Regions from separate parts of the Homo sapiens genome. Here region 1 is linked to region 2. Evidence: chromatin contacts called from ENCODE Hi-C or POLR2A ChIA-PET data. All regions are on one chromosome and are shown on one strand. Each heading gives the region's core, a stretch centred on a gene start or an enhancer-like site at or near the end of the contact. The rest is flanking DNA. Distances are from core to core; before and after follow the strand shown. Region 1 overlaps LOC107985855 (a long non-coding RNA gene). Region 2 has its middle 37 kb from the start of GACAT3.

Region 1 (5,622 bases), core at 108-2,607, 410 kb after region 2:
AGTCCAGAGCAGGTGAGTAAATCTTCCAAGGTCACACAGCCTGTAAACAACAAGGTCTGGTGACTCTTGCCTGGGATCCTTTTGCAGTTCCTTGGCAATTAGTTGAGGCAGGTATATTAGTTATCTATTGCTGCGTAACAAATTATCCCAAATTTGGGAGCAGATCAGCTGAGTGGTCCTGACTCTGCTGAGATTGCACTGAAGCTGTCAACTGGGACAAACCATCTAAGGCTTGTGTGGGGCTGCAGGATCTGCATCTAAGCTCGGTTGCATGGACTTTGGCAGAAGGCCTCAGTTCTTCCCCATGTGAACCTCTCCACAGGGACCTCTCCACAGGGCTTCTTGCATTTCCTTATGGCTTGGTAGTGGCTTCCACTAGAGCCAGCAATAAGAGAGAAAGAGCAGGACAGAAGCTTCAATGACCTGTATTACCTAAATTTGGATGCCACTACATTCTGTTGGTTAGAAGTGAGTCAGTAATTTCAGCTCATACTCAGAGGAAAGGTAATTAATCTCTACCTTTTGATGGGAGGAGTATCAAAGAACTTATGGGCATATTTTAAAACCATCACAGCAGCAAAAATGCAACATGCATCCTGACATCTGGGATGAGTTCACCATAGAGAAGTCATTCAATCTGAAGGCATTAAAATACAAAAATGGTACTCCACAACGATAATAGACCAGATGACTCAATAGGAACCGTGGTGATGGTGGCGACTGGGATTTGACTGAGGCTCACCAACAAAAACCTCAATTATATTGGTTCCAAAGCTATGCATAAATTCGGAGAGAGAGCGTCTAATATGAATGGTGGTAGGGAGTAGGTGAAATTCCCTGCTCATCATTCTGCCCTAGTAATATGCATTAAATGCTCACTATTATAATCAAAATGACACACCATCCTTCTTTCTGCTGACTGTGGGGCCTCAGGATACCTAGGTCTCTGTCTCAAGGTTGGGCAGTTTTTCCCATGATCAGAAAATACAAGATCTTTTACTAGTACCCTCTTAGCAGTTTCCAAAATGCTGGAGAGAGCTCAGCATTCTTGGACCAGAAAGGCAAGCACAGAGTGGTACCTCCCCCTACCCCTTCTACAGCCCCAGTGAGGACTTTCAATCCAGTGGCCTCATCCCAGGGAACCTTGGGAGAGCTGGCAAATACTCTAAACAGATAAAAGATAATTGAACAAGGAGTGAGTAGTAAACGGTGACAAAGTGCTATTTCCATAATAAGCTTATCTGAGTAAACTTTCTCAGAGCCCCTGAGTTCCAGAGCAGGGTGTGGATTTGGCAATAGTAAAGAAACAGGCCACGCCAGGAATGTCTGGGGAGCTAATGAATGCCCCTGAAGTGGTTGACGTTCCTATCTCTGCTTTGGATCCCTGCCACCTTGACTCGAATGTCAGACGGTGTTTAATTGGCAAACAGGGCTTCAAAGGGTTGCTGGGCCCTGCTCCCAGGGCCCTGGGGCTGTTAATGTTTAATTGTCATGTGCAAGGGCCCACTAGCTCTTGGTAGATTTGGGTGTTTTATTGCACTTTGAAAAAGCAACGTTATGAGTCTCCTTCTTGCTCCATGGACATTTTTACAGACATGCCTTGGAGTCACATGTTGCCTCACCTAAACTCTGAGTAGCAAAGTCACCATGTTATTCAGCAGGGTTAGAGAGAAACACCTTCAAGCTGAAAATACTCCAGATTTACTGCCTGTGTCCTAAAATCAACAAATATTGATTTCTTTGGAGCATCTGGATCAGCAACAGAGGAAAAAAAAAGAAACTGAGTTGGGGGTGTAGGTTTAGGGAAGAGAAAAAAGACACAGAAGTGAAATTGCTAAATGGCAGATCATACAATTTCTTCATTGAACGCTGGTGGCATCCACTCTCCTTGACACTGGCTCTGTTACTCATGGCTCTGCTGGAAATGCAAATCTTTAAAAAAATCCCTCTCCCTAAAAGGGCCTATTTGCTTTATATTGTTCATGTAATTTAAAAAGTCTAGAGATTGTCTTAATAAGACTTTATAGCCTTCCTCTAATTACATAGGGAAGAATAAGAAATAATAGAAGACAAATACTTTTTTTTTTCTAAACTACATGGAAATTGTGAATAAAGGAGTAGCTTCCAACTTCCTGACATTTGAAAAGCACTGTTTTGAATTGAATATGAATGATTCCTTTGAATTTTCAATTCAATTCCATTTAATTGAACACATCTTCATTGAGTGCTTACTAAGTGTTCATATCAAACAATTTCTTTGGTTTTGAATTAGTGGCTTTTACAGAAATTGTTTCTTTTGTTGAATTCTGGAAATGTATCGGTTTGTTGTTTTAATCATCCTTTTGCTGATTGTGAATATCTCTCTAAGGAAGGAATGTAAGGAGAAATATCTAATTACACCACTTATATCAGAATGGCAAAGTGTATATTTATCTTGTTTGTTAATTATATATGTCACAGCTAAAGACCAAACATCAACTAATGTCGACATTAGCCAGAAGGGCCTGGCACACATCAAGAGCTGGGTGGATCACAAATAAAATACAATATAGCAAGTGGAAAGCACATAGACCTTTTTATGTGTTTATGTTGAATCAAATTTTTTTGTTCTTTTTTGCACATTCTACGTTCCAAACAGCCAGATTTTCATATGGTTGATCTCTAAGAAGTAGGTTTTACAGTAGAATTGCCACTATGAACAGGTTTCAGGGTCTCCCAGCATGTGTTAGATTTTCAAGGCAATGTAGCAGACACTTAGAATCTTCCAAAGGATGTAATCTCTTTTCTTTAGCTCTCTTGTTTGCCTCAGTTCCCATTCCTTCCGTCCCTACCGCTGATTTAGCGATTCCTCTCCTTTGACAAGCGGTAAGCAGACAACCCCTTCCAATCAAAGCCGGTGCTATGAAGTTCAATCACATCCAGGGTTCTCAGCCCCAGAGCTTCCGCCGCCTATGAATGTAGATGGGGGAATAGTCTATTGTGCACAAAGCACGTGCCCTCCAAATCCATATGCACAGTTAATTAGTTGAGAGCCCTAAAATGTTATGTGATTCCTTTCTTAATAGAAATGAGAAGTTGTAAAGATGAGAGGCCTTTATTCACACTTTATCAGCTATTTTAAATTAAGGGGTATATTATCCTCTGGATAGATTTACAGGAACACCCATTATGCACCTAACTCCTATTATCATTAATGGCGGTAAATGCATGCACACACAAGCTCAGCACTCCGGGCTTTACACAAGAGGCCACTCTTTTCCTCCTGTTATTAACAATTCCTGCTTCACATTTCTTAAATATCTGCAAAATGAAACAAAACATTGTTCACAACTTAAAGACTATCTGGGTATATGTTTTTCAAAGGAAATTAGATTGGTACATTACATAGGTTTGCAAATTTACATTATGATAGCAAGTGATTATGACCGCTGCCGCTCACCCTCTTTGAATCTCCCTAGAGGTGAACACACAGGGCCAGGGGTGCAGAAGGGGGTGGCAAGGGGTCGAGATTTCCCATGACAGCGTGGCATAAGGATCTGCTGGCAAGGAGTTGGAACTTTAGCCTGTCGACTGTTTTCTTTCAGTGTTGGCAAAGCCAGCACTGAAATGTATGGAAGAGATAGAAAAGTGAGAGAATAGACTGCTAAGCAGAACTTCCAACTATGGGGAAGAGGCTATTAAAATATCAATTCATTAACTCATTCATTTCTTATTTATCCATCCATTCCTTTGCTCACAAATATGTATTAAATACCTAGTGTGTGTGTGCCTAGCAGGGTGCTGGGCTATGAGGACCTAACAGTGAAGAAAGATTAGAGCTTTGTACCAAGGAAACTCACAGTTTAGTGAAACTATAAAATTAAACAACGAATTGCACAGTTAGCTGTGTGATCCAGGAGACATGCAAGTAGCCATGAAGAACTTGGCTGAGTGGAGGGGACAGGCAGGAGAGACGCCTCAGGAATAAATGCAGAGCCTAACTCTGAAATGAATGCAGAAATCATCATGGTGATAGGAGATGGTTTAGGAAGAGCTTGCTGGGTGGGAGGAACAGCATGAGCAAAAACCTGAGGAAAGCAAGTTCCAAATTCTGGACCGGCCAGTCAGTAATAACAATGATTGGTCCTTCCTTCTGAAATACTGTACAGAAGGGTGCATTTACTTTTCCCCCTGCTAAAACAGGCATGTAATAAGGGTCACCATTTACTACCATGCATCAGTGTGCCATGAAGCTGAAGCTAGACCCCAGCCAAATGAATTCTTAGGGTTTGAGTTGTAACATCAGCACAATCTCTACTAAATGCCCCGCTCCCCACTCCCACTGGACAAATCACCTCTGTGCTCCCTCTGCACAAGGGTCAAATTTGGAGGGATGGGCTGTGGAAATCCTCTATACCTGTGTTTGTCAAATGATCTCTAAGGAAGGATCAGGTTCTTAAAAATTCTGTTGTAAATGGATACTTTTATAAAATGTAATCAAAATGAATTACTAGAAAAATGATTATGCACTTTGACGTCATGACCATATCAATTTCTGGAAAACTCTTCTGAATGCTTACTCTCAATATATGTACTTATCTCATTGCAGATTGATAGCACATGGCTTGCAGACCACACCTCCCCTTCAAGACTAAGACTATCCCTATGTTCCACACCTTGCCTCACTGACTTCCAGCCAGACTGTCAGCTAGGACTATATCTACAACTCTCGAAATTATTTACATTTCCTGCCTGGGTCACCTCTTGGGCAAGAGGTTTTCCTGTATTACACCCCCACAGCAAGAAATATTATTTTATTAATTAGAAACTCTAAGAGGCACTCACCTCAAGTCCTGGTATTTCTAGGGCTGGGAAAGTGATCCCAGGTGTTTCATGCCTGTTTCATGCTTTCTTTTCTAAAAACTTCAACATTCATGTAAGGACTAAGATTCAAAAGCCAGCAGCATAGCAGATTGGAAAATCTGGGCTAATGACTCTCAGCATTTGCTCGGGGCTGGAGACCCAGACAGTCAGAACAGGAGACCTTTAGACTCATTGTTCTATGGATGTGCCTGGGGGTCTAAGAAGGACATCTCCAACCCTGCTGGTGGGTTGGGAGAAAGACAAGCAAAGGCAAGTGATTGACTACAAAGCAGAGTGCAGTGAGATCCCTGCATGGGCTCTGGTCCCTGCTGGAGCTCTCTTTTGGCAGGCAGCCTGTGGGAATCTGTAGTATGACCAGTCAGGAACTTGGCCCTGGGAAGTTGGAGGTATGGATATAACACAAGTCCCTGAGAACTTTGAGGAAGGAACCCCAAGAGATATCAACTTCCCTGTTGCTTGCTTTTCTTCCTCTGCATGACTTTATGGACTTGAAGGAGGACCTCAATGCTTAGTTTGCACCTCACTTATCTTACTTGGAGCTATTGTACTGGGTTATCTTGCCTACCAACATGACTCAATTATTTCACTGAAACCAGTAACTTCCAAATTATATCTCTAATGTACATTCTTTTCTGAGCTCCAGATTACATATCAAATTAACTCCTAACTCTACCTGATAGACTGACCAACGCTTCCCCTCAAAGATGTCCATGTCTTAGTCCTCAAAACCTGTGAATAAGTTATCTTTACATAGCAAAA
Region 2 (5,209 bases), core at 501-3,000:
TTAGGAACTAAATATTTATGTCTCCCCAAAATTTGTATGTTGAAACCCTAATCCTTAATGTGATGGTATTTTGAGGTTGGGCTTTTGGGAGGTAATTAGACTGTGAGGATGAAGCCATCATGATAGGATTAGTGCCCTTATAAGAAGAGACATAAGAGCTTACTGCTTCTTTCTCTCTGCTCTCTACCATGTGAGGACATAGCAAGAAGACGGCCATCTGCAAACCAGGAGGAGAGCTCTCACCAGGTACCAGATTTGTCAGTATGTTGATCTTGGACTTCCAGCCTCCAGAAGTGTAAGAAATAAATGTTTGTTGTTGAAGCCACCAGTCTATGGCAATTTGTTATAGCAGCCCAAATGGACTAAGACAAATGGAAAAGTAAAGCACTCTACCAGCTTCCCAGGTGGGTTTTCATCCGTTTTCACATAATTCATTCCATAAATTAGAGTGGGAGTTTTGCAGACATGGCATCAAAGCACCTGCTTTCTGTAGAAGGTAGTTCAAGGCCAGTGCAACAAAACAAGGTGCTCAAAAGTGATGCAAGGATGAGAGATGCAGGAGCACCAGGGACAGGGTGGGAAGTAGAGATTCCCAGAAGGTGGGGACAGATTGAGGCTCCAGTGTGGTTTGGGGCCATAGTGCCAGATGCATACTTATTTGGAAATAAAAAAGAATTTTTAGGCCCTGTCAAAATGTTTTCTCAACATAGCCTGGCATTAAAATGGTCTTGTTAAGCAAAGACCAACTAACTTTGGAGGAGAGATCTGCTCTGCCATTCACACCAGCTCAACGCTGGGGTCAGGGGACCAAGGCTTTCATCTGGGCTTTCTCTCAAACTTGCCATAAGATCTCTTTTCACTGCATTTCTGTGATTGGCTTTCTCCTCTGTAAATTGAATACCAACTTGCAGAGTGACCGAAAGGGCACATACCCTAATGCTTTGAGCTCCTTGCTTTGTTGTACTGGCCTTGAACTACCTCCTATAGAAACCAGGTGCTTTGATGCCATATCTGCAAAACTCCCACTCTAATTTATGGAATGAATTATGTGAAAACAAATGAAAACTCACCTGGGAAACTGGTAGAGTGCTTTACTTTTCCATTTGTCTTAGTCTATTTGGGCTGCTATAAGCAGTTTGAAAATGTGCAAAGCCTCCTCCATGTGCAAAGCTCTCAGAATGATGGTTTAACAAAGGCATCATGGCCAGGTGAGGTTGCTCATGCCTGTAATCCCAGCGCTTTGGGAGGTAAAGATGGGAGGATTGCTTGAGGCCATGACTTTGTGACCAACTTAGGCAACATAGCAAAACCCCATTTTTACAAAATAATGAATGAGTGAATGAATAAATAAATAAAATAATAATAAAATAAAAACTAAAAAATTAGCTGGGTGTGGTGGTGTGCCCCTGTAGTCCTGGAAACTCAGGAGGCTGAGTTGGGGGGATTGTCTGAGCCCAAGAGCTCAAGGCTACAGTGAGCTATGATGGCACTGCTGCACTCCAGCCTGGGAGACAGAGTGAGATCCTGTCTTAAAAAACAAACAAACAACAACAACTACAACAAAAAGGCGCCTTGGGAGAGGAAGCTCATTCCCAGCAGACCTGTGACACAGCCTGTCTCCCCAGCGAACCCAGACCATTTCCCACTCTGTGGGCAGATTGACCAAGCAACAGCACTTTTCTGTCTTCATCTGGAGTCCCTGGCAGAGGCCACCTCACTGAGGTTCAAGGCAATCCAGACTCTTGGGTAGAGCACACTCTGATGGTGGCACTACATCAGCTTGCACGAGCATGTGGCACAGGGGCCAGGCAGGAGCTGGTGTCTGCAAGGAGCCGGGAAGGGAGGGGCTCCTAGGCTTGCCACGGCTGCAGTCTCCAGGAATGAAAACCTGTCCTGCCAGTTGCATATGTAGCAATTTTGAATGCAAATAGCCACTTCCCAGATTTTTTTTTCTTTCTTCCCAGCAAAACACCCACATCATTTCCTTCCTTTGTTGGGCCCTTCCTGAGACCACTGGCTGGGGGCACATAGTAGGCACTCAATAAATATTTGCCGAGTGCGTGAATGGGTGGTAATCCAGCACTAATCCCCCTCTCTTCAGCTCCCCACCCCCAGGAAGAAATAAAAGATGTCCATTTGTGGCTTGGCCACATTCAGGCAAACTTCCATATTGCTGCCAAGTCCTGCCATCTGCCACCTCCGAGGTGCAGGTGCTGGGCACCCACAAAGCCCGGCCGTGGGCACAAAGGCCCGATGTGCACTGATAATTGCCGAGTGCACAGCCCGCCAGGCCGGCCAGGCTGATGCAAGTTTGCTGGGTCTGCTGAGATTTGCATACAGATGGCCAGTCGGGGCGCAGGGCCGCCGCCACCGCGACAACGCCGCCCGCGCCCCGGGTAGACCGGCCGCAGCCCCTTTAGAAGTGCGGGAGGCTTTGACTGCAGCCGAGCCCCAGAGAGGCCTCATTCTGCCTGTCCTGAATAGTCCGTCATTCAAAGCAACGCTTTGAAATTTGAAAAAGAGAGAGAGGAAAAGAGAGAGAGGAGAGACTGAAAAGCAGAGAGAGAGAAACAGAGACACACAGAGAGACAGGCAGAGACAGAAAGAGAGACAGAGACAGGGAGACAGAGACTGAGACTGAGACAGAAAGATTCAGACAGAGACTGAGAGAGGCTGTGAGACAGAGACAAACAGTGAGAGAGCTAGAGAAAGAGAAGGAGAGCTTGGAGGAAGGGGAAAAAAAAGCAAATTCTTTTCTTTGTGAGACTGGGGAGTGTTGGGCAAGGAGCCAGGGGGCTTCAAGAATGTGAGCGAGGCACCAGGAAGGAGGGGATCTCTGTGGAGACGCAGCTTCGGACGTGTGGCATGCACTCTCCTCCTGGTCATCCGGAGCAAGGGTCTTCAGAGCCCGAGATGCGCGACGCGCAGGAAGCACCAGAGAGGGTGGCGGGAAGAAAAGGCACCTCCATCACTTTGAAATGTCAGAGGCAAGTTGCGGCTGCGTTGAAACTAACAAAAAGAAAACACCTGCACACGCAGAAATTTTTAAAAACCCCTGTAAGCAAAACCACAAGCTCCGAAGGTAAAGCCGGAGGAGCTGTCCCTGAGTCGCGCCCGGGAGCCCCTCCGCTGTCAGTAGGTGCCGAAGGCATTTGTTCTTTGTGTGTCTTCATCTCATTTGGTTTGGAAACGGCTCGCAGGGGGAGTGTCCAGGCCTCAGGGACACGCCCGGGCGCTCTGGGCATCGGACACATGGCAGGTGTTCCGGCCTCGCCTGATTCAGCCCGGCTCTCTGTTTAACAACCATCCCGAGGCCTTCGCTTCATGTTTACTAATACCCCTCGCCCTCAGTCCTCCCACCAGCTCCCCCACCCCACCGACATCAGTGAATGACCAACACAGCTAAAAACAAGAAAGGCGTTATTGAGAGAGGGTTGCCTCCCTTGTCCAAACTAAATGAAAGGGAAATAGAATAGCAACAGAGAGTAGCTATTTATCATGTTCCTAACGGAACGTTCCAACCTGCTTCCCGTCCTGTGTCACCTCTGTATGAGAAATCTGGACGCCCGCCTAGATTTTCCACTGTCACCCTCAGCAGCCAGGCAAGCCCCGGGGCGTCGGCTCTCCTGCCTTTAACTTGCTACTGTCCATCTGCACTTTCTGCAGGCTGCCCCATGGCCCGTGGGGGCGCCTCTAGCGCTCCTTTTCTTCACCCTTGGCTCCTCACCCCCCAACCCATCTTCTCTCACTGCAGCCAGAAAGCTGTTTCTAAAACACCATTTTAGTTATATCTCTGTCTTCCTTAGAACAGTCCAACGACGGATGACTGTCATCCTGAGAATAAAGACCAACCTCTTCAGGTTGGCATGGAAACCCTCATTGGTCCAGTTGCTCTCCTGCACCTTGCAGGCTGGCCCTGCACCTTGCACCTAATGAACAAACTGCTTCTAGATTCCTCCCTAGTCTGGGTTGTTTCACGTCCTTGCCTCTTTCCTAAAATGGCGTCACTTCTTGGCTTGCCCTTACCTCACTTGATGAACAAGATGAGGCTCCTTCCTTCCTCCTGCCTACCTTTCCTTTTTTCTTCCATTCAGCTGGCAAGTACTTTTTTGGTACCAAGCCGATCTCAGGTGCTGAAGAGAAAGGGATGGAGAGAGGAACACTTTTGTCTTCCACACTTTCCCCTAGTATTGTAAGGCAAGCAGAGGGGGTAACAGTGGGGCCCCCTGCCGTGGTACCCCACACCCCTTCCCAGGCGAGACAGGATGGTATGGGGCCCCCTGCCATGGTACCCCATCCCCCTTCCCAGGTGAGACAGAATGGTATGGGGCCCCCTGCTGTGGTACCCCATCCTCCTTCCAGGCGAGATGGCTAAGGAGCCCCCTGCCGTGATACCCCACACCCCTTCCCAGGCGAGAGAAGATGGTATGGGGCCCCACACCCCTTCCAGGCGAGACAGGATTGTATGGGCCCCCTGCTGTGGTACCCCACACCCCTTCCCAGGCGAGACAGGATGATATGGGGCCTCCTGCCGTGGTACCCCATCCCCCTTCCCAGGCGAAACAGGACAGTATGGGGCCCCCTGTTTTGTTACCCCATCCCCCTTCCAGGTGAAACAGGATGGTATGGGGCCCCCTGCCTTGGTACCCCATACCCCTTCCAGGCGAGACAGGATGGTAGTTTCCACCGTCTGGATCCAGACATTGACTGTTTTTCCATCAGAGGCAAAGCCAATGAACTCAAGACTAGTGAACCCTGAACCGAACGATTTTCGTCAATATTTTCATCATATGTTTATCGTCTGAAACTTTGCCAAGAGCTCAGGGGAAGTTATTCCCAGAGGATCAATCACAGAGAGTCAATCGTGAAAGAGAAAAGGGAAGTTACTGATAATTTGACCCAGACATAGTTTTATGATCTCTTTTTCCTTTCACCACTTGAAAGGTCAGAACAAAACTCACTTTAGATGCTGTATTTCATTCTTTCAACAAATATTTGACTCGAATGAATGAGACTGTGAGTGAGGTATTTGTGTGATGATTTTCTGTGAATTAGCTCTGAAATGTGAATATTTTCATGCTCAGGAACATACCCCTATGTGGTGACTTTCTCAGAATAACTTTGTACATGCTCTTCTCATTCACTGCAGGTCTTGCATGGATTTTGGCCAAAAGCAATACAGTCTGGTCTAACCAGAAATGGAAAGATG

The links. Hi-C counts contacts between places; a loop is a spot of excess contacts on that map. ChIA-PET counts read pairs that join two places held with the same protein, here RNA polymerase II (POLR2A).
Region 1: a loop to region 2 is called in a map of Caco-2, with 16 times the contacts of the local background. The contact joins two enhancer-like sites. A Hi-C loop is called at or near these places in 1 of 168 maps with a recorded cell type or tissue (Caco-2). POLR2A ChIA-PET finds 5 or more read pairs at or near these places in 2 of 52 experiments (Panc1 and activated T-cell).

What each region holds. Positions count from the first base shown.
Region 1 is chr2:16,424,519-16,430,140 of GRCh38, forward strand. All of the region lies in intron 2 of LOC107985855 (a long non-coding RNA gene), which reads left to right. Among named protein-coding and RNA genes, the nearest start is that of CYRIA, 240 kb to the right of the region's middle. Within about 2 kb of position 1,358, at least 6 of the 41 ENCODE cell types and tissues checked have a DNase peak (open chromatin) inside an H3K27ac peak, as active enhancers do.
Region 2 is chr2:16,010,978-16,016,186 of GRCh38, forward strand. No RefSeq gene overlaps it. Among named protein-coding and RNA genes, the nearest start is that of GACAT3, 37 kb to the right of the region's middle. RefSeq lists an enhancer at 2,471-3,082. Within about 2 kb of position 1,751, at least 3 of the 41 ENCODE cell types and tissues checked have a DNase peak (open chromatin) inside an H3K27ac peak, as active enhancers do.